2 separate regions of the Homo sapiens genome follow, and region 1 is linked to region 2. Evidence: chromatin loops called from intact Hi-C (ENCODE). Cell type or tissue: Caco-2. All regions are shown on one strand. Each heading gives the region's core, and the rest is flanking DNA. Links, peaks and the distances in the headings are about the cores only.

Region 1 (11,733 bases), core at 4,863-8,862, 50 kb before region 2:
TTCTTCCTATCCATGAGCATGGAATGTTCTTCCATTCATTTCTGTCCTCTTTTATTTCATTGAGCAGTGGTTTGTAGCTCTCCTTGAAGAGGTCCCTCACATCTCTTGTAAGTTGGATTCCTAGGTATTTTATTCTCTTTGTAGCAAATGCAAATGGAAGCTCACTCATGATTTGGCTCTCTGGTTGTCTGTCATTGGTGTATAGGAACGCTTGTGATTTTTGCACATTGATTTTGTATCCTGAGACTTTGCTGAAGTTGCTTATCAGCTTGAGGAGATTTGGGGCTGAGATGAAGGGGTTTTCTAAATATACTATCATGTGATGTGCAAACAGGGACAATTTGACTTCCTCTTTTCCTAAATGAATACCCTTTATTTCTTTCTCTTGCCTGATTGCCCTGGCCAGAACTTCCAACACTATGTTGAATAGGAGTGGTGACAGAGGGCATCCTTGTCTTGTGCCAGTTTTCAGAGGGAATGCTTCCAGTTTTTGCCCATTCAGTATGACATTGGCTGTGGGTTTGTCATAAATAGCTCTTATTAATTTGAGATACATTCCATCAATATCTAGTTTATTGAGAGTTTTTAGCATGAAGGCCTGTTGAATTTTGTTGGCCTTTTCTGCATCTATTGAGATAATCATGTGGTTTTTGTTATTGGTTCTGTTTACGTGATGGATTACATTTATTGATTTGCATATGTTGAACCAGACTTGCATCCCAGGGATGAAGCCGACATGATCATGGTGGTTAAGCTTTCTGATGTGCTGCTGGATTTGGTTTGCCAGTATTTATCTTATTGAGGATTTTTGCATGGATGTTCATCAGGGATATTGGTCTAAAATTCTCTTTTTTTGTTGTGCCTCTGCCAGGCTTTGGTATCAGGATGATGCTGGCCTCATAGAATGAGTTAGGGAGGATTCCCTCTTTTTCTGTTGATTGGAATAGTTTCAGAAGGAATGGTATCAGCTCCTCTTTGTATCTCTGGTAGAATTCGGCTGTGAATCTGTCTGGTCCTGGACTTTTTTTGATTGGTAGGCTATTAATTATTGCCTCAACTTTAGAGCCTGTTATTGGTCTATTCAGAGATTCAACTTCTTCCAGGTTTAGTCTCGGGAGGGTGTATGTGTCCAGGAATTTATCCATTTCTTCTAGATTTTCTAGTTTATTTGCATAGAGGTGTTTATAGTATTCTCTGATGGTAGTTTGTATTTCTGTGGGATCGGTGGTGATATCTCTTTTATCATTTTTTTATTGCATCTTTTTTATTCTTCTCTCTTTTCTTCTTTATTAGTCTTGCTAGCAGTCTATCAATTTTGTTGATCTTTTCAAAAAACCAGCTCCCGGATTCATTGATTTTTTTGAAGGGTTTTTTGTGTCGCTATCTCTTTCAGTTCTGCTCTGATCTTAGTTATTTCTTGCCTTCTGCTAGCTTTGGAATTTGTTTGCTCTTGCGTCTCTAGTTCTTTTAATTGTGACGTTAGGGTGTCAATTTTATATCTTTCCTGCTTTCTCTTGTGGGCATTTAGTGCTATAAATTTCCCTCTACACACTGCTTTAAATGTGTCCCAGAGATTCTGGTATGTTGTGTCTTTGTTCTCATTGGTTTCAAAGAACATCTTTATTTCTGCCTTCATTCCATTATTTACCCAGTAGTCATTCAGGAGCAGGTTGTTCTGTTTCCATGTAGTTTTGCAGTTTTGAGTGAGTTTCTTAATCCTGAGTTCTAATTTGATTGCACTGTGGCCTGAGAGATAGTTTGTTGTGATTTCTGTTCCTTTACATTTGCTGAGGAGTGCTTTACTTCCAATTATGTTGTCAATTTTAGAATAAGTGTGATGTGGTGCTGAGAAGAATGTATATTCTGTTGATTTGGGGTGGAGAGTCCTGTAGATGTCTATTAGGTCTGCTTGGTGAAGAGCCGAGTTCAAGTCCTGGATATCTTATTAACCTTCTGTCTCATTGATCTGTCTAATATTGACAGTGGGGTGTTAAAGTCTCCCATTATTATTATGTGGGAGTCTAAGTCTCTTTGTAGGTCTCTAAGGACTTGCTTTATGAATCTGCATGCTCCTGTATTGGGTGCATATATATTTAGGATAGTTAACTCTTCTTGTTGAATTGATCCCTTTACCATTATGTAATGGCCTTCTTTGTCTCTTTTGATCTTTGTTGGTTTAAAGTCTGTTTTATTAGAGACTAGGATTGCAACCCCTGCTTTTTTTTTTTTTTTTTTTTTGCTTTCCATTTGCTTGGTAGATCTTCCTCCATCCCTTTATTTTGAGCCTGTGTGTGTCTCTGCATGTGAGATGGGTTTCCTGAATTCAGCACACTGATGGGTCTTGACTCTTAATCCAGTTTGCCAGTCTGTGTCTTTTAATTGGGGCATTTAGCCTATTTACATTTAAGGTTAATATTGTTATATGTGAATTTGATCCTGTCATTATGATGTTAACTGGTTATTTTGCCCATTAATTGATGCAGTTTCTTCCTAGCCTCGTTGGTCTTTACAATTTGGCATGTTTTTGCAGTGGCTGGTACCGGTTGTTTCTTTCCATGTTTAATGCTTCCTTCAGGAGCTCTTATAAGGCAGGCCTGGCGGTGACAAAATCTTTCAGCATTTGCTTGCCTGTAAAGGATTTTATTTCTCCTTCACTTATGAAGCTTAGTTTGGCTGGATATGAAATTCTGGGTTGAAAATCCTTTCTTTAAGAATGTTGAATATTGGCCCCTACTTTCTTCTGGCTTGTAGGGTTTCTGCCGAGAGGTCCGCTGTTAGTCTGATAGACTTTCCTTTGTGGGTAACCCGACCTTTCTCTCTGGCTGCCCTTAACATTTTTTCCATCATTTCAACCTTGGTGAATCTGACAATTATGTGTCTTAGGGTTGCTCTTCTCGAGGAGTATCTTTGCGGTGTTCTCTGTCTTTCTTGAATTTGAATGTTGGCATGCCTTGCTAAGTTGGGGAAGTTCTACTGGATGATATCCTAAAGAGTGTTTTCCAACTTGGTTCCATTCTCCCCATCACTTTTGGGTACACCAATCAAACACAGATTTGGTCTTTTCACATAGTCCCATATTTCTTGGAGGCTTTGTTCCTTTCTTTTTACTCTTTCTTCTCTAATCTTTTCTTCTTGCTTTATTTCATTAATTTGATCTTCAATCACTGATACCCTTTCTTCCACTTGATCGAATCAGCTATTGAAGCTTGTGCATGTGTCACGAAGCTCTCGTGCCATGGTTTTCAGCTCCGTCAGGTCATTTAAGGTCTTCTCTACACTGTTTATTATAGTTATCCATTCATCTAGCCTTTTTTCAAGGTTTTTAGCTTCCTTGCGATGGGTTTGAACATGCTCCTTTAGCTCAGAGAAGTTTGTTATTACTGACCTTTTGAAGCCCACTTCTGTCAACTTGTCAAAGTCCTTCTCCATCCAGCTTTGTTCCATTGCTGGCAAGGAGCTGCGATCCTTTGGAGGAGAAGAGGTGCTCTGGTTTTTAGAATTTTCAACATTTCTGCTCTGGTTTCTCCCCATCTTTGCGGTTTTATCTACCTTTTGTCTTTGATGTTGGTGACCTACAGATGGGGTTTTGGTGTAGATGAACTTTTTGTTGATGATGATGCTATTCCTTTCTGTTTGTTAGTTTTCCTTCTACTAGTCAGGTCCCTCAGCTGCAGGTCTGTTGGAGTTTGCTGGAGGTCCACTCCAGACCCTGTTTGCCTGGGTATCACCAGCGGAGGCTGCAGAACAGCAAATATTGCTGCCTGATCCTTCCTGTGGCAGCTTTGTCCCAGAGGGGCACCCACCTATATGAGGTGTCTGTCGGCCCCTGCTTGGTGGTGTCTCCCAGTTAGGCTACATGGGGGTCAGGGACCCACTTGAGGAGGCAGTCTGTCCGTTCTCAGAGCTCAAACGCCATGCTGGGAGAACCACTGCTCTCTTCAGAGCTGTCAGACAGGGATGTTTAAGTCTGCAGAAGTTGTCTGCTGCCTTTTGTTCAGCTATGCCCTGCCCACAGAGATGGTGTCTATAGAGGCAGTAGGCCTTGCTGAGCTGCAGTGGGCTCCACCCAATTTGAGCTTCCTGGCCACTTTGTTTACCTACTCAAGCCTCAGCAATGGTGGACGCTCCTACCCCAGCCAGGTTGCTGCCTCACGGTTCGATCTGACTGCTGCACTAGCAGTGAGCCTGGCTACATGGGCGTGGAACCTGCCAAGCCAGGCACAGGAGAGAATCGCCTTGTCTGCCGGTTGCTAAGACCTTGGGAAAAGCACAGTATTTGGGCAGAAGTGTCCTGTTTTTCCAGAGACAGTCTGTCACGGCTTCCTTTGGCTAGGAAAGGGAAGTCCCCTGACCCCTTGTGCTTCCTGGGTGAGGTGACACCCCACCCTGCTTTGGCTCACACTTCTTGGGCTGCACCCACTGTCCAACCAGTTCCAATGAGATGAACCAGGTACCTCAGTTGGAAATGCAGAAATCACCCATCTTCTGCATCGATCATGCTAGGAGCTGCAGACTGGACCTGTTCTTATTCAGCCATCTTGGAATGAAGCCCATGGATTTATTTTTTAAAGTATTTTAGTAACTAGGTCATGATCTCTTCAAATGACTTCCTAAGCAATTCAAGAATTAGTATATTTTGTTTTTTCCTTTCAGATAATGCCTACTGTTGTGAGCTAATGTTTTTCTCTTTATTCAACAATGTAAAAGAAGATTAGACAAGTGCCATGCTGTATTCCGTGAAGTATCTTTGAATAAGGGTAGGCACCTAAAATCTGGCATTGTAGCAATCATCAAAGGCAGAATGATGAACACAACTTTCTGCATAGTGAATCAAGAGCATTTCTAAGGAAAAAAGAAAAGACAACTTCTAATCCTATAGGACGAAATAGAATGCTTTAAAATGCATGGGGGTACAGCACATTATCCCACAGAAAATGGAGCATGGGAGACTGCATTTAGTTGCCTCAAATGAGAATGGGAAACCAGGGCAAAAACACTTTGTTCTTGTGGCAGTATCTGTCACTCCAAAGTAATGTTGGGAATTTGGGCATGCAGCCAGATAACTTATGCAGTTGGCATTAAACACATTTTTTTGTTTGATTTATTTGTATAATGCTTCTATTTTCTACTCTTGTTGTGTCTCAAGAGACCCTAACTGTGGCATACGGTAGGCACTAAGTGAGAACCAAGCAAGCTGCAACCGAGCTATGATAAAAAGATGTAACAAACACCAACCTTCTTCTGCTCAGGGATAAGTCCAGCTCATGGCTTGCAGTATTTCAAATGCAATATTCACTTTGCTGAAGTGGGCACAGGCCAAAATAAACTGATACTTTGCTGTTTTTTAATCAGGCTTATCTTTTCAAAATTCACAGAAGTCCTAACACTGTAAGGAAGGGAAATGGAGACTCTCTCCACAGGTAGCTATTAAATGATCAGAACCTGGTCACTCTAGGAGCTGAACTGATTGGTCTTTATCTCTCTGTGTGTCTTTTCTACCTAAGAGACTCCAGATCATTCTCCAAAGGCCAGTTCCAGCCCTACCATTTTGAAAAGTCTCCATGACCACTCTGAAAAGGTAGAGCTCCTCTGAGCTGGATGCCTTTAGTGCCCATGACATTTTAAAATATGTGTCATATGCTACTTTGTTATCTGACTTAACTGTTCATATGGGTGTTGTATCTTGCCAACACCTGTAAGCCCTCTGATGGCAGGGGCCATTTCTTTTTTCAAAATAGAGATGGGGTCTTGCTATGTCTTGAAGTCCTGGGCTCAAGTAATCCTCCTGTCTTGGCCTCTCAAAGCACTGGGATTACAGGTGTGAGCCACTGCACCTGGCCCCTGGGTGCCATTTCTTATAGCTCATCTTGCTCATAATCAGCCATATGATGAGATACACAAAAGAGCTACATGTTGTACGTCAAATTGATTTCACTTATTACCTTGGCTCTCTTATACACACAAAATCAGCTTTTGTTTTTAAATATTAGATGTTTACTCTGGAGACGGCAATTCCCCCACCTGTCATGGGACAGTTTCAGCTGCTGGGTTTGCTGCTCGTGGGCATTGATGAGTAGCTTTTTCAGCAGCTCACACTGCTGGCTGAGGTGCAGGTCTCGGATTTCTTGCTCCTCAGCACTGTGGGTATTGATCATTTCTGACCATTCCTTTGTGTGCTGTGCTACAATCTCTTTGACCTGTTTGGGAAAAAGGGGACGGTGCCATTGTAATCCTCATAGGTCAGGTATGAACCCAAAAGCACAACATTATTCAGGTATTTCAGGTTCCTCCCACCAACTTAATTGGTGAATCATGAGACACCTATAACCACCAAAAAATAATATGTATTAATCAATGGGAAGCAGGAAGTTATTGCTTATCAAAATAAATCAATTGCTTTGGCTCTGAATAGTTAACTGTGAACCCTTATTTTACTGCCTCACTTAGCAACACTCTGTTTTGTTTTTTGTTTGTTTGTTTTGTTTTTTTAGATAGAGTCTGCCTCTGTTGCCCAGGCTGGAGTGCAGTGGCATGATCTCAGCTCACTGCAACCTCCACCTCCTGGGTTCAAGCGATTCTCCTGCCTCAGCTTCCCAAGTAGCTGGGATTACAGATGCGTGCCACCATGCCCAGCTAATTTTTGTATTTTTACTAGAGACAGGGTTTCACCATGTTGGCCAGGCTGGTCTCAAACTCCCGATCTCAGGTGATCCACCTGCCTCGGCCTCCCAGAGTGCCGGGATTACAGGCGTGAGCCACCACACTCAGCCAACACTCTGATTTGTGTGGGCCTTAGGCTCTTTTACCAATTCCATCAGGATTTTCTTTATCACCTTATGTTTCTCCAGCTTCATGTCCACAAGCCCACATGTCTGAATAGAGAGCTGTGTGTTCTTTTATTTCTGGATCATGACTTACTGTGTCAACCCTGATAGACACTAGGGTAGAAAGTCCTCCCCACCCAATATCCAAGCTCTTTGCAGTGGGGTTTTGCAGTGCCTCTTGTCAAGAGCTGGAGTCTGTTTCTCCAGCTCCTTGAAGCTGGGTGACCTGTGACTTGCTTTAGCCAATGAGATAGTAGCAAATGTGATGCAAGCAGAGGCTGGAAAGTACTTGCCCTTCTGCTATGCTGGGATCCCTGTGGCTACCCTCTGACTGAGCCTGTGCTAGCCTGCTGGAGGTTGATAGGTCATGTAGGAAAACAAGCAACAGCCAGACAACTACCAGATACATAAGTAAGGCCATACGCCCCCTGCTGACAGTAGATACACAAGTGTCTCCAGCCAAAATCAGCAGAAGTATGGCCCAAATTTCTGACCCACTGAATTGTGACCTAATAAACTGTAGTAGTTGTTTCAATGTGCTCTTCTTTGACACAGTTCATTATATAGCAAAAGCAAACTGATACTGTTGCCAAGGCTTTTCTTATTGATGCCAAGCATCTAAGAATCATGACAGTTTGCACAACTACTAATTCTCAAACATTCCAGTTAAGAAGAGAGAGAGTGGGGAATAACTCTTAAAGACACATGCCTTACTGCCTCTATAGAGTTCATGCCCTACAAAACATACAGCTACCAAGAACATCTTGAACATCTTGCCTGCTCCATGCATGCAGCAGGGCCATTAGGCCAGATGACACAGCTGCATATAGATAGATGAGGCTGGCTGGTTCAACCACAGCTATTTTTGGGAGCTTTCTTTAACAGTTGTTGTTGGTTTTTTTTTTCTTTTTTTTTCCTTTTCATTTAAAAACTATCATTGCTGGAAGAATTGTTTTCATTCTTAACTGGGACTTAACACTTAGTTCTCCAAATGCCCACAAAGTTGATTAAAGTCTCTCAAGCTCCTATTTTCTCCTGTCTTTAAGAAAATGTGAGTAATTAGGCTTCTCTTTTAGAATATCAGCTCTTAATTTTTTCTCATTCCAAATTTCCATGTAAAGTTAGGATGGAGTAAGTATCACCTCCCAATTTGGGCGGTTTTCTGTCCTATGTTTAATGTTATTTCTATAGGGAAGTATATTCTGTATTTTATATAATATTTCCTTTTAGTATCTTCATTTATTATTTTCCTTGATGCCTCTGAGGCAGGCAACATAAATATTGTTAGCATAGTTCAACAGACAAGACAAAAGAAGATGTTCCATGAAATGGCTCTTCTTAAAGCCAGTGAGTCTGAGGCAAACATGAACCCTGGGCTCCCCTGACATCCCAGATCAGCTGCAGGCTACTAGACCAGCTCTGGGCTACTGTTATTTCTAATTTACACTAGGTACTCCTTCTAAAAAATTACAAAGTGTCTTCTGCAAGTCACTGCTGTAAAAATGGGCATTTTCTTACCTTAGATTTGTGATCTGATGTCAGCGTCTGAATTTTGATTTCTGTTTCTTTTTTCATTTCGAGACAATTACTTCCCCTGAAAATGGAAAGTTGCAAATGCATGCCAGAAATTAGATATTTTCCCATTCCCATGGGTCTTTGCTACAAAGCTTTCTGATGAAGATAATATATTCATCAAATATGAGATGTCATGGCTCATTGGGCAACACTGGTCTTTCTAGTAATAGATTCACACCTTACAAAATATTATCTGTTTCATGATTACTCAATTCAACCACTATACAAAGAGGCACTTCAAACCTAACAATTATTTCATCATTAAGGGGCTGTTGTCAGTTTCCATTTTGGTTCCTGTTTTTCTCAAGCTATTTTTCACTTATTCAATAAAATATTATTTGGGATGAAAACTGGAAAATAGGTCCTCAGACTTGAAGTGAATTTTTCATTCTTCCATTTCATTATAAAGCCAGATTTTTGTCTTTTAAATATGCCAGTGAAGGAGAAAATAGCAATCCTTGGCACCACAGGGCAATTTTTGCTTCTTATTCTATTGTGAGTAGGAAATATATGCTAGGCGAGTGCCCAGCAACTATTACTGCTTATTTCAGTGATTATGTCTTCCTTTTGGAATATCCACATCGCTGCTGAAACAAGAACAGGTCCTGAGCTTCATCTTCAGCATGTATACTCTAGGTTATTATAGCTCAAGTCAGAATGCTTCCTTATAATATAATTCCAAGTTCCTGTGAGAGAAGCATTACTCTAAAAATGCAAGGTCTCGCATCAAATCTAGCACTTCTCAATGGCTGGCACTGAGCAAGTTTCTTCTCTCTTCTGTTATTCAATAAGTTTGCAGCACTGCCGAAACATTCCCGTGACTTAATTCTAGACAAATCTTTCACAGTAAATGCAATGAGAGGTTTTATTCAACACTCTCATCTGAGGGCATAAGGGCATGCACTTGTAATATTTATTTGAAAATCAAGATTTTATTTTCCCCTTTCTAGTGCATCAACCTTCTTTATATTCGGGCTATGCAAAATAATTTCTGTAATTTAGAATTTTCCCAACTTTAGCTTGTCTTCCCTTGTTCCCCCATTCATCTTTTTACCATCACCTTAAAGATCCTTGAGTGGAAAGCATATGAGAGGTAGTCATTAGCCAAAGCTGGAAGCACTTGAATAAAGCTTCCCTTTCCCAGGTCAATCTTTCCTTTCAGCTGAGTAGGTAAGAGTAAGGGGAAACCTTTCATTTGTTTCAAAAATAGATCCTGCATGAGAAAGCTCCAAGGACTGTCACAGTTTCCCCTTTCACTAACTTTTTAGCAACTCAGTTGCAGTTAAAAGTCCAGGAAGGCTGGGTGCAGTGGCTCACGCTTGTAATTCCAGCACTTCGGGAAGCCAAGGTAGGCAGATCACTTGAGGTCAGGAGTTCGAGACCAGCCTGGCCAACATGGTGAAACCCCATTTCTATTAAAAATACAAAAAATTAGCCGGCATGGCAGCATGTACCTGTAGTCTCAGCTACTCAGGAAGCCGAGGCAGGACGATTGCTTGAACCTGGGAGGCGGAGGTTGCATTGGGCCAAGATTGTGCTACTGCACTTCAGCCTGGGCAACATAGCAAGACTAAGTCCAGGCAACCTTGATATCATGGTGAATATTAATGATGAGAAACTCTCCTCAGATATGGCTTTCCAGAAGAAAGTATCTGATGTCTGATTTTGAAGTAACTTTTAATGTATTGCTAAGATTCTACTCTTTAGAGTACTTGGAAATGCTCTGTGTGAAGAGCCTGCTAGGAGTGCTGCGTTTGACAGCAGAGGCTCAGGAAGAAATCTACAGATTAGACTTTTCCAGTCTCATCTACGTTTAGGATAAAACAGGGCTTTATTTGCTGAGAGACCTCCAAGAGCACTCAATAGCCTGTTTGGGGGGTTAAGTGTCACACCAGGGACACTTCTAATAATTACCAAGTTTATAATAAATTACATTTTGATCCCACATTATCTTTGAGAGTAAAAACAATCATGAGGTAAAGATATATTTTATCAATTTTTTAAAAATTTCTAAAGGTAGCACTCATGATTGATTGAATCAGAAAACTGTAATATTATTTTTAGCAAAGAAATTTACTCTATGGTGCTTGGATCTGAAATCTCCTTAATAAAAATTTTTGGTTTGGTTAAGCCAAAACTGTGTTTCTAAATACACCGATCCACAAAAATGCATGAAACATTTTTTGAAAAGATATCTTGTAAATACAAATAACCTTATTCTTGGAGAGTACTATAAAGTCATCAACAATTTGCTCCTTGGTATTAGAGTCTGTCTACCATCAGTTTCAATATTATAGCCTAAAATGTCATTAAATATGAGAAATTAATTTACAAAAAAGAAATAGGCCAAAGCTGATGTGGTTAGAATCTAGAAGAATCACAGCTCCTCAAAACTTACTGTAATCACTACCAATATTGCCACATGAGCTCCGAGGTGGGTGACTCACTTACTCACTTAAAATACAGATCAAAATGTTTTCTAAGCAACAGGCACATTTCTGCCTCAATAATACACAGTGAAACCTACGGGGAAAACAAAAGGCAGATGATGCATAATAACAGATGCTCAATAATCAGTGCCTGATTTGTATTTTTCTGAAAAATACAACTTTAATAAAAATGAGGGTACCTCTCAAATAGTGAGGCCTGATACCAGGGCAGGCATTTTAGTTACCCACCATTTACTCCTCAAGCAAATTACATTGGTTTCATGTCATGAACTTAGATCTTGGGATCTGAAATTTCGGCAATATGAACCAATGTCCAAGAAAATTATAACTAACATAATCTGTTCTGTTTTCAGAGTTTAGTTTTCTAGGTATATCTTGGGTGACTGTTAAAACAAAAAATAAAAAACAAAAACCAAATGCCAAAAAACCCAAGTAGGAAAAAGAAATCTCATTCTCCTTTTCTCTTGTGCCAAAGGTTGTGGAAAACTAGAAGACATCAGCAGAGATTGAAGGAAAGAGATAAAAACCAGAGGGAATCCCTGGAGAAGGTCAAAGGCAGGAAAAATAATTTCTCAGATAAATAGAATGTATGCGTGGTCTCATGGAATTTTCCCCAAAGTATTTATAAAGGGAAAAAAGTAATCTGACAGTGCAGAAACCTGTAAGATACCAGCTTAACCAAGTCATCCAGGTTAACATCACCAATAATGGGACATATCAATGTCACACCCCCATCCCCCCAATATCGTGGACTGAGAAGGAAGCAGCATTGTTTCCATGGTGTGCTTGCCACAAATGCATAACCTCACTCTCATCATGAGAAAATATCAGACAAATCCAAAAGAAGAGCCATTCTACAAAACAACTGACCAGCTCTCTTCAAA
Region 2 (11,733 bases), core at 4,550-8,549:
AATTGGAAAATAAAAATTTGAAATAAAAAATCTATTTTAAAAGATAGAAAACCCAATAGGAAAATGAGTAGAAGTTCTTCACAAAACAGAATATCCAAATAGCCAATAAACATAAAAGAGAAAAAATTAAGATATTTTGAGACCACATTCACCTAACTTTTATTACACTATATTGTTATAACTGTTCCATTATTAGTCATTGATGTTAATCTCTTACTATGCCTAATTTATAAATTAAACTTTATCACAGGTATGCAATGTGTAGAACCACAATATATATAATACATGTTGGGTTTGGTGGTTTCAGGCATCCACTGGGGTTCTTAGAACGTACGGCCTGTGGGCAAGGGAGAAATGCTGTATAAAAAACAGCCTCTGAATCATAAAATGTCATACCATTTTGATATCAATCACTCACTTTCCTATGAAAGTCTAAAAAGATTTTAGGTATTAATTTACACTATTTTGTTTCATTTGCAATTAGGGAAATGTCTTCCATTTTTCCATCTTCAAAAACGAGACTGTTAAAAGCACTGCTCACTTTCCTGGTAACATTCACACTTATTGGGCCCAGTGGTGCGTCCTCCCACAAGATCAGCCAGGGAGCACAGAGGGTTTTCCCAGGAGGGTATCTGACGTTTTGCTACAGTTGCTAGATCCTGGGGGTGTTTGTGTACTTTGCACACTGATGTTCTATATAAAACAGGGATTCTTTGCCTCCACAGGCCTAAAGGGCACAGAATGCCTCTTTAAGAAATGCAGTCCTCAGACTCAGCCCAAAGGGGCAGTTTTTAAAAGTCTTTGCAGGTGGGTGGGAGAACCACAAGGGTGACACGGTGAGAACCATGCAGTGCCCGAGCACCAGTGACAGGAGCTCCTGTGCAGCACCGGGCCCCACATCTACCATCGCCATGGAACACAGAGGCATGCAGGTGACGGCAATTTCTTCTCTTTTCCCTGTCACTGACAGCCTTTGCCACCAGCTGGGTGTATGGGAAGGGGAATTAGGAGATTACAGAGTCAACAGCATCGCTGATACTTTATCAAGCTGGGCTGCCCCACTGCACAGGCTATTTTTCAGCTTTTCTGGTGAGGTGTATGCTTTCAGTCACATAGCGTCCAACACATCAGCACAGAATTCAGGCTAAAGTAGCAACAGTATCCTTTTCTGTGAAGGTATTTTAAAATAAATGAACGCATTTACAAATGACCAGTGAGGTCAGGCATAGTAGCTCATGCCTGTAATCCCAGCACTTTGGGAGGCCAAGGCAGGCAGATTGCCTGAGCTCAAGAGTTCGAGACCAGTCTGGGCAACATGGTGAAACCCCATCTGTACAAATAAAAAAACTAGCCATGTGTGGTGGTGGGCACCCCTAGCTATTTGAGGGGTGGAGGAGGGAGGATGGATTGAGCCCAGGATGTCAAGGCCTCAATGAGCCACGTTTGCACCACTGCACTTGAGCCTGGGTGACAGAGCGAAACCCTGTCTTAAGAAAAAATAAATAACGGTGGAGAGAGTGAGACACTGCACGTGCTAATAATGGCTAAGCAGAAATTCTAGGAAAAACAAACAACATAGGATTGTCAGGACTTTTTTTTTTTTTTTTTTTGAGATGGAGTCTTGCTCTGTCACCCAGGCTGGAGTGCAGTGGCACGATCTTGGCTCACTGTAAGCTCTGCCTCCCAGGTTCACGACATTCTCCTGCCTCAGCCTCCCAAGTAGCTGGGACTACAGGTGCCCGCCACCACGCCCGGCTAATTTTTTGTATTTTTAGTAGAGACGGGATTTCGCCGTGTTAGCCAGGATGGTCTCGATCTCCTAACCTTGTGATCTGCCCGCCTCGGCCTCCCAAAGTGCTGGGATTCCAGGTGTGAGCCACTGCCCGCCTCGGCCTCCCAAAGTGCTGGGATTCCAGGTGTGAGCCACTGGGCCGAGCCGTCAGGATTTTTTTTATACAGAAACAATACTCCCTGCATCCGGCCAGGCTGCCAGGATTCCTCATGGCATGTTAGACAGCTGATGGCATCTTAGGTGTGATCGCTGAGGTGGGCAAGGAAAGTGCTTCAAGCATCACCGGGCCACTGCAAGTTTTCAGAAGTGAGCACAGCCATGCCCGACGGGTCCTGTAAGAGCCAGGAGTGCTGAGGCTGACTCCTTGGGGTCCTTAAAGGACGACTGAACAGAGCACTCATTGAATTTTGCAATGTCTGTGTGTGTGATTGATCACAAGGCCTTAAGCTTTTCTTAAATCTCACTTTTGCACAGAAATGTGCAGTTCCTGAAGTACTTTCGTACACTCATTCAACCTGACTGAGCTGTCGTAAACTGTTAAAGAAAAAAATGTACACAAACACTTGTTAAACATGGTAAAGTGGACTTTATTCAAAGGGGTAGGGAGCCATGGTGATAGGTATAAGGGCTCAACCCTTACCCCAACAAGCGTACATGGAGATTTAGAACCATGGAGTAAGGTGAGCGCCAGCAGATGGAAAATTACTATGAGGAAACATCAAGGATAAGGACTTCTGGCCAAACTGACTTGATAGGATTATTGCTGAAGGCAGGCCAAAGTGACAGGATATCCAGGGTGGTCAGATACCAAGGGCTGGGGATTTTCACTAAACTGAACTAGCACGATTGTTGCTCAGACTGGATTCTACAGTGACTGAGAGGGAAGCCCAAAGGTGGGTCTCATCAGAAAGGACTCGGTTTTTGTCAAAGGACAAAGTCTTTTTCAGTTCCCTGTTTCGTTCTAGAAAAAAGACATTTTTTTTCCTTTGAGTACAACAAACCCTGTGCGACAGGTGTCACCGTCTTCATTTTATCAAGCAGAGAAGAGAGGCTCTGGGTCTAACACACCTGCTCTAGGCAATACAGCAAGAACTAGGAGCAGCTGGGAGCTGAGCTCAAACCCTGATCTTTAGACTCCCAGCCTAGGGCTTTTACTGACAGTCCAGGGCTGAACCCCTGGGGCTTGATGCCTTGGCCCACTACTTGGGAGAGGAGGAGGTCTACAAAGCAATTTATGCGCAAAATCTCCTGGGTTGGAACACTTGGCATTAAATAACAAAATTGCTTTCACAAAATTCTGAAATATGAATTCAGATCTTTCTCTTCCCAGCTACACAATTTATTTTCTTCCAAAGCACACAGCAGAGGAAAATGTAGGGCATGCTCCAGGTATGTAAGTGGTGGGTGATTTGGGGAATAGCATAATCACTGTGTTTGCAGCCACATTGGCAGAGAACCATTCACCAGGCTGGCAGAGGGAGGCAGAGTGCATGCTGAAAAGTCATTCCTAACTCACAACCACTGAAAAATGTTATCTTGACTGGCAGTGTTCAGTGATAAAAAGATATCCAATCAGGTGAGCCACCATGAAGAAATTCCTAATAGCATCATTATGACGGGATAGTTTTCCATTGGATTCCTCTACAGGCCTTTGGGCAGTGGTCTGGAGTTATTAATATTTACTTGTTTGGGGACAGATGCATGAGGCTGAGGTGGGGTGAGGGGATGACCACATAGTTGTGTTTTTTTTTTTTTATCTCAAGAGAATTCTAATTTTATATTTTCATTTAACCTTTCAGTGTTTCTGTAGAATTAACATTTCCTATTTCACTTCTTGGTTCACAGTTTTCAAGAGTGCTATTTAAGGAAACTAGGACAATATTCACAGCATTATTCTTTGATAACTGCTACTTACAAGACACAAAAAAGAATCAGTAGAGGACAAAGGTTTATTCCCAACTGAATGAAATTCAGCTCGACACCCACAACTTCATTACATATGAAATTAACTTCATTATTTGATTTGTCCTAGGTAAAATGCACATATTTAATGCCTACATCTCCAGTTAATGTCCAAGTGTGCAGGGATTATTACCTGTCCCAGACATAAAATCCTCCACTATTGATTTTAAAGTGAGAGGATTAAACTGTAGCATATGTATGAACTGCTTCACTTGTGATTTAAAAAACCCAAAACCTGCTTAGTAAAATGGGGTAGATGAAGAATGTATATGTGCAAATATTCTCTAGGTATTTCATTTCTTTCTATTCCATCCCTCAAACCCAGCTTAAATTCTGTAGCCCCTAATTGAAAATGACATGGCTTCATTAGAGCTGTAGTATGGAGTTCTCAATCTAGGTGAAAACAGTTTAAATCATATTACTCACCCGCACGATCCATTATACTCAAATTTTCCCTGATTCAATTGCATCGCTAAATCTGTCAAGAGACAAAAATAATTTAGCATCTTGTCTTCCTAGACAAAAAAGACCCTGACGGGGTGATTTGAAACAATAGGTATCAGATTGCTCCTAGGCCCACAGGTCCCTCTTTAATACTACAAGGTTCTGCTTGGTCTATTTAAGGCATACTCTCTTCCATGTTGAATTGACCTCATGTTTCATTTAAATTAAACATAAAATGTGTTTTCATAAAGATCATGCTAAAGGTCACTTTTAAAACTGGATTCAATATAGGAGTCACACCATTGTTTGATGAGTATTGAGAGTAGAGATATCCAACCTGCTACAGTGGGAGAGGATGGGTCTCAGGATCCCTGGGCAGAGGAACCCTGGAGATACCCGGGAGGGTGAATATGAAACTTGATTTAAAAGACTGGAAAATGAACTAGGTAAGTATCGCATAAAACTTGGTGGCATGCTTCCAGGATGGGAGGCAGGGGGAATTACTCTAGTGGGGTCTACACTGGCAGCACATGGCTTTTGACTTCTGTCTTGCAAGTGAATAACATTTTTTCTTTCTTCCCATCCGCAAAAGAAATGGGTAAACTGATGGATATTTTTTCCTCTTCAAAATGTTGTGTTTAAACCTAATATTATAGAATAAAACATAAGCTGGGTTAGCCATTTAATCCATATTATGGACTCACTGACAACTGAGAACACAAGTTGGGCTTTTTTAAGTAAGTGAAGTCATCAGAGCCTTGTTACTGGGCCCCAGCTAGAAACACTCAGGATTGTATTGGTAGCTATCACGTCACAGTCTAACCTAGCAAGCACTGTGGGGACCCCATGCAGAATGGTGACTCCAGTAGGAGGAGCTTCTGGTCACTGGGGAGGCTCCTTCAAGGCATGAGAAGCACAGTCAGCTCACACTCATGCCAAAGGAATGAAAGTCAAAGGATCTTCCACTCAATCCACATAGCAGGGAACGAAGTGACAGGGATTCTTAAAATACAAAATAGATTTTAAAAAATCCTCAAATTGGGAAGCATGGGCAGTTCTCTTAATAGCAAAGAGTTGAAGGAAAAAAGAGCTTTCTGGTTTTGTTTTATTTTACCAGTTGTAAGAACCATGCTGTAGAATTGACCATCTACAGTGAAGAGGGTTTGTGGCATATTTCTATCTATTCTATTTCTATTTTGCTACCTCTAGTCTTGATACTGTGATCCTAGGCTCTTAAGCAAACCTCAAAAATTTTAAAAATGTGTTTATCAATTATAAAAATTTACTCTTTTCCTTCCAGAAAAAAAAAGTCATTATATATTGGAAACCTGACTTTGAGTACACTTTGGAGGACCAAGTTATAGATTAGTACCTCTTCAAATATGTAACTCCTTATATACCATTTTAGTGGCATTTACTTCAAAATATTCTGTATTTGTTTAGTGAAGTGCCCCTGCATCAGTCATATTTGCTGAATGTTCACAGTGGTCAGGGTGTTTGCCAAAGGAGAAATGAGTCGCTGTTACTGTACAAAGATACTCAAATTCTTTTCACTTAATTCTGCCTCTGGAAACAAAGATAACAACTTTGATCCAAAAGGAAGAAAAATGAGAAATATTTTGGAATATGGGATAATGGTTAGCAGGAATAGTCATGGCATTTATGAAAGGAATTAAATTCCAATCACAACACATTATCTTCTACCATTGTTTGCTCTATTTTGGTTTTTTTTTTTTTATTTCTCACCATTATATAAATCCAATAACACATTGCTTTGCCATATGTCTGCTTCCTTTAAAAAATGCCCACAGCCAACTGATGGGAAGTGCTGGCACCATCCTGTCAAAGTGTTCTCATGGAATTTGGGGTCACTGGACATCAGCTCCTACCTGGGGTTTGATAGTTCAGTGAAACCATCTGGCAGCCAGCGTTCCAGAAAATCTGAGGCATGTAATTACTGGAATCGACTCGGCCTCCCTTGGGGTAAATGCGACTCATTTGCCGTTTGTTATAACTGTAACTTATTAAGGAAAACAGAAAAAAAGAGTCCTACAGCAGAGAAAAATAAACAACAAAGAGCTAAAACAACAAAGGTCTAGGCCAACAATGACAAACAAGTAGACAGCACAGAGCAGATTTCACATTTACAAATGATGCTTAAGATCACAGTTCACTGTGTGGATTATAAAAACAATTTTCATTTGGGCAGATTGTCACAGCTGCCATGGTCTTTCCCACATATCATTTTATGAACTCCACCACCAGAATGAGATATTAGCCATTTATCTATTTCAGAGGCTCTTGCCAAACCAACGTGAGTCAACCACTCATTCCACTTGATACATAAGGATACTTGACAAATTCAATTGCATGTGTCTTCAAGTAGCCAAGACCGACTGATTCATTAAAAGAAGACATGTTATAATGAATATTGCGTTCTGTAAAAGAAAAGCAAAGATGGATTCAGGAACTCTGCCATCAAACCCTCACCGAAAAACAGCAATAAATAAATGCAATTACACCCTGAATCATGAGGCCTTGGAGGCTAATGCTACATTATCATGTCAGTAGCTCCTACTTTCATTGACATCCTGTGGATGGAGACATCTGTCTTTTCAGCCACCACCGAAATATGAATTTTTGATGATAATGATGATTACGATGGCTTCTCTAGCCCAGAAATGAAGTTTTTAAATACTTCTTATGTTTTTTTGAAAACCAGCTTTTGATTAAAAGGAGTCTTGTGAATGCACTTGGGAACAGAAGAAGCTACATGCCCAGCACTAACAAATCCATAGTCTCTCATCGCCACCTTGTGGTTGAAGTCGTGAATGACAATGTAATGTCACCACATACCAAGGTGGCTTCTATGGTCTGTGAAACAAAAATAAGGTGAGGTGGAACAGCCCCCATGCCCACAAAGAAAAATGGCAACAAATTAGATAAAAGCTCATCAGCACCATAAAAGAAAATCAAGCAAAAAAGGCGACTGCATTTAACCTTTGGTGTTACCTTCTGCCACATGGAAACCTTGAAACTTTACAGGCTGGGCGTAGTTGATCATTGTGGACAAATATGGATGGATATTAGTGGTAGCACCTACATATTTATAAGATGCCATCCACGCCTGCTCATCTTCTACAGTGACCAGGCCCTACAAGCACAAGGAAGAAAACATATAAGTTGATGACTTCAGTAGGACCCACGGATACGTGCTGCAGATTTCCTTAATAAAGATAATTGCACACACACAAATTGAAAGGTAAAGGCTTTTTCTTCCTCAATTATGCTAAAGGATACTTTAAGAAGTTAGTGTCTGTTGTAGCTCTGAATAATGCAAAAGGAGGTAATCATAAAATATTAAGCTTATCTTACATTTGTAGGACATTTTTAGATTTTTAAGGGACTTTATTCAAGAAATTACTGGCCGGGAACGGTGGCTCATGCCTTTAATCCAGCACTTTGGGAGGCCAGGAGTTCAAGACAAACTTGGCGAACATGGCAAAACCCCATCTCTACTAAAAATGCCAAAAATTAGCTGGGTGTGGTGGCGTGAGCCTGTAATTCCAGCTACTTGGGAGGCTGAGGCAGGAGAATCGCTTGAACCCAGGAGGCAGAGGTTGAGGTGAGCTGAGATTGTGCCACTGCACTCCAGACCAGGCAACAGAGCAAGACTCCATCTCAAAAAAAAAAAAAAAGAAATTACTATATTGGACCTCACAGCAATGCTATGAAATAGATATAGCATCATATTTTTACAAATTGAGGCACAACATCAAAAATAGTGACTCTCGAACATTAGCGTGCATCAGAATCACCTGGAAGACTTTTTAAACTAGAACAGATTCCTGGGCCCCACACTCAGAGTTTCTGTTGAAGTGAGTCTGCAGTGAGGCCAGTCATTGCTGTAACTAGTTCCCAGGTGCTAATGATGCTGCCTCTTTGGGGACTATGTTTCACTGTAGCACTCTAGAATGTAAGCAACATACATACGTGGTTTATAGTATTTAAAAAGCACTTAATCTTAAAAGTAACCTAATAACTTGCTGCATAGGACATATTGAAACTGCATTACTTTGCATACAGAAAAAAGAAAACAAATTAGTTTATTTATTGATAGAAAAAACAACAATAAAACCAACAACAAAAATACCTTCAAAAGTGATCAATATTTTTGCTGAGAACTTTGCAAAGCTAAATTTCCTGCATAAAGTGAATCTAGTTGGATAAATTCCTTAGTTGGATGATGTAATCCATGAGTTAAAAAATGGTCAGATGCTGGGCGCAGTGGCTCACGCCTGTAATCCCAGCACTTTGGGAGGCTGAGGCGGGTGGATCATGAGGTCAGGAGATCGAGACCATCCTGGTGAACACTGTGAAACCCCATCTCTATTAAAAATACAAAAAAATTAACTGGGCATGGTGGCAGGCACCTGTAGTCCCAGCTACTGGGAGGCTGAGGCAGGAGAATGGCGAATGAAGTGAACCCGGGGGGCAGAGCTTTCAGTGAGCGGAGATCACGCCACTGCACTCCAGCCTGGGCAACAGAGTGAGACTCCATCTCAAAAAAAAAAAAAAATGGTCAATTTGTTTGTCTTAACTGATCACTTAACAATCTGAGCATTCTAAATTATCAAACTGATTTCACCAATAAAAGCCTGAAACAATAATCAAGTAATGTAATTTGGTTTTGTTTTTGTTTTTATCATTTTCTTAATGTGTCCTCCTGCTCCCCCACCAAACAACGGCCATGTCCGTTCCTTCCATGTGTGTTTAATAATAATAAATACCACCAGTGCTATGAGCTGAGCACCAGGATGAGTTCTTGCACACACAGTCTCATTACTGTCTGTGATGTGTAGTGAGGATTAGAGTCCTACCCACTGACCACATGAGAAGATTGATGCCTTGAGAATTAAAATAACTTAGCTAATAAATGACAATGACCAAATGTCAATCTGTATACTGTTGACCCAAATTATGAATTATGAAATTCTAGAACAAGAGAGTAATGTACTCACAAATATTTTGGGACAGGCCTGCGACCATATTTATTCATAATTCTTTCAAGTTTAATATTTAGAGGGTGAGAAGATACGATCTCAACTTCAAATAGGATAGGACCCCACAGGCAGCAAGGCAGTATTTTCCGAACCTCTGAAGTATGAGAATGAAGTTATTAGGCAAACTTCTGCCTGTGGCTGTCAGCCTCACTGTTGTAGGATAAACCATAAATACTTACTAAATAAAACCACTGTGATCACTTGAAGAACTTTGAAGAGGATGAAAGAAAGTGAAAATGTAACTTTACCTTTCCTACAATAAGGCCAATAGCTAATAACATCAAATAATACTCTTAGAAGTTATGCAGTGTAAAATTAATCAGTGATCTTCCAGAATGTCAATGTAGTGGGAACTAAGATCATCCTTTCTATTATGCTATAATATGGATTTGATGACCTATTCACTCATTTTTATTTTCAAATTCAATATGCTGATGATCATGTAGTTCCACTGCAGGAATGAAATCTCTAATTCCAGTGAAGAAAATGCCTTACTGCATTAAATACCTACTTTTAGAAAATCATCTTACTCATCTGCCCTAGTTTTGTGATTTTTATCAGGATTTAATCATTTTTTCACCACAACTGATTCCTTCCTTTGAAGATTTTTTAAATTAGATGCATCTGATTTAAAATGTGCAAGGGAATTATTTTGTTACCTTTTTGTTGTTTTCATGTTCAAGGTCATCTGAAGCCTAATTAGAGAAAGGAAATAATTTGTTTACTTCTCTAAAGGGCAAAATTCCAAATTTATTAGCCATACATACATAGATATTTAAATAAGTGTAGGTAAACTTGTTATTCTATTTATTTGCTAAGGTGGGACATTACTGATGACAAAAAGCCATGGATGGCCTCACTGTTTTATGCACCAGAAGGGCTAATCTTAATGCTCTTTCCCTCCTTCGTGGACAGTCTTTACCTACTTAGATGTTTTATTATAATTATTTAATTAGTGCTTTAGTCATGGGGCTTAGGAAAAGCAGCATGAATGGTCACTCTTGAGTAACTCAGCATTCATGTCTGGGTATTTGTTATGGACTGTTTGCTGGTGCAGCCCCCCATACTGTCCCCAATTCATATACTGAAACCTTAATTCTCATGTGATGGCATTTGAAGATGGGGCCTTTGGGAGGTAATTTGGTCATGAGGGCCAAGCCAAGAGAGAGCTTGCCTCCTTATTCTCTGTCCACCACATGAGGACATAAACACGAAGAAGGCCCCCCACATTAGGAACTGATTGCGTGGAACCTTGATCTTAGACTTCTTAGACTCTAGAATGGTGACAAATAGTTTTCAGTTGTTTAAGCCAATGGTATTTTTGTGATAGCAGCACCAACTGACTAAGACACTAAGACAATATTGATGAAGGCTTTAGCAACTTTTTTTTTTTTTTTTTTTTTGAGACACAGTCTTGCTCTGTTGCCCAGGCTGGAGTGCAGTGGCACAATCTTGGCTCACTGCAACCTCCGCCTTTTGGGTTCAAGCAGTTCTCCTGCCTCAGCTTCCTGAGTAGCTGGGATTACAGGCGCGTACCATGGCGCCTGGCTAATTTTTGTATTAAAACAATACTCTTGAGTCTTAATAGATGTTCAATATTCTCAGAGTAGTCACAATTCCCTATATCAGAAAAGATAGTGTGTAAAGGCAATATTCCTTTGGCTTTGCTCATCAGACAAATACTCTCCCCTCTTCCTATCACCAAATGTATCTGCCTACCTGCATCTTCATCCACTGTCTTCACTAATCAGGTGTTCCTGCTCCTGTGAAGGGCCACACCTTTGCACCACAGCAATCCCACCCTCTTCCACCTCCTCAAGGAATTCCAGGCAGTTATCCCCTCTCTTTCCTGCAAAACTAATCTCTTCCTCTCTACTGCACCACTTCCAAGTTTTCAAACACACTCCAGATTCATTCATCCGAAAAAGAAAACACTCCCTTGACTCCTCAGGTGCCCTTGGCCACCAGTCCATTTCTTGCTCCCCTTCACATCAAAACTTCTCAAAAGCATAGTCTCTAGTCATTCATATCTGTGTGATCCAGTGTCACCACCCTGCCTGGCACTCCACTGAAATGTCTCTTTAAGGTTGCCAACGACCTCCATGCTAACAACCCAAAGGACACTCTTGAGTCTTCTTACTTAATCAGTCAGTAGCATTTGTTAAATTAAGTTTAGCCTAAAGGTGTCTCTTTACCTATTCTAAAGGTTTTTTCATAAACTTTCACATAGTAAACTGTAGACTGAATGGGTGTGTAAACAGACTGGAACCTACTCATGTGCCAATCACTGAGTTTCAGCCAATCAAAGGTGGCCAACTATTCAACCTCTGTTCAAATAAGGCAAATAAGCCTGTAACCAATACAGCTGCTTCTGTACCTCACTTCTGTTTTCTGTAGGTCACTTTCCTTTTTCTGCCAAAAAATCTTCCACCACATGGCTGCACTGGAGTTTCTCTGAACCTCTTCTGGTTT

Evidence for each region. A loop is a pair of places that touch in the nucleus more often than their neighbours do. Peaks named below come from ENCODE experiments on the same cell type or tissue, not always from the same donor. Only the 100,000 strongest peaks of a DNase experiment are listed, where the experiment ranks them.
Region 1: it touches region 2 in a loop (9-fold over the local background); 5 of 110 quality-filtered maps call a loop at or near these places.

The regions. Positions count from the first base shown.
Region 1 is chr20:9,454,099-9,465,831 of GRCh38, reverse strand. PLCB4 (phospholipase C beta 4) reads right to left here. Exons shown (of 40, transcript NM_001377142.1): 34 at 8,343-8,418; 35 at 6,022-6,197. Among named protein-coding and RNA genes, the nearest start is that of LAMP5, 55 kb to the left of the region's middle. In Caco-2, for the core only: no CTCF peak of the experiment used is centred there; a DNase peak (open chromatin) is centred at 7,192.
Region 2 is chr20:9,403,536-9,415,268 of GRCh38, reverse strand. PLCB4 (phospholipase C beta 4) reads right to left here. Exons shown (of 40, transcript NM_001377142.1): 21 at 9,921-9,956; 22 at 7,211-7,352; 23 at 6,552-6,636; 24 at 6,088-6,212; 25 at 4,181-4,232. Among named protein-coding and RNA genes, the nearest start is that of LAMP5, 110 kb to the left of the region's middle. In Caco-2, for the core only: CTCF peaks have their summits at 6,795 and 7,003 (motif pointing left); a DNase peak (open chromatin) is centred at 7,008.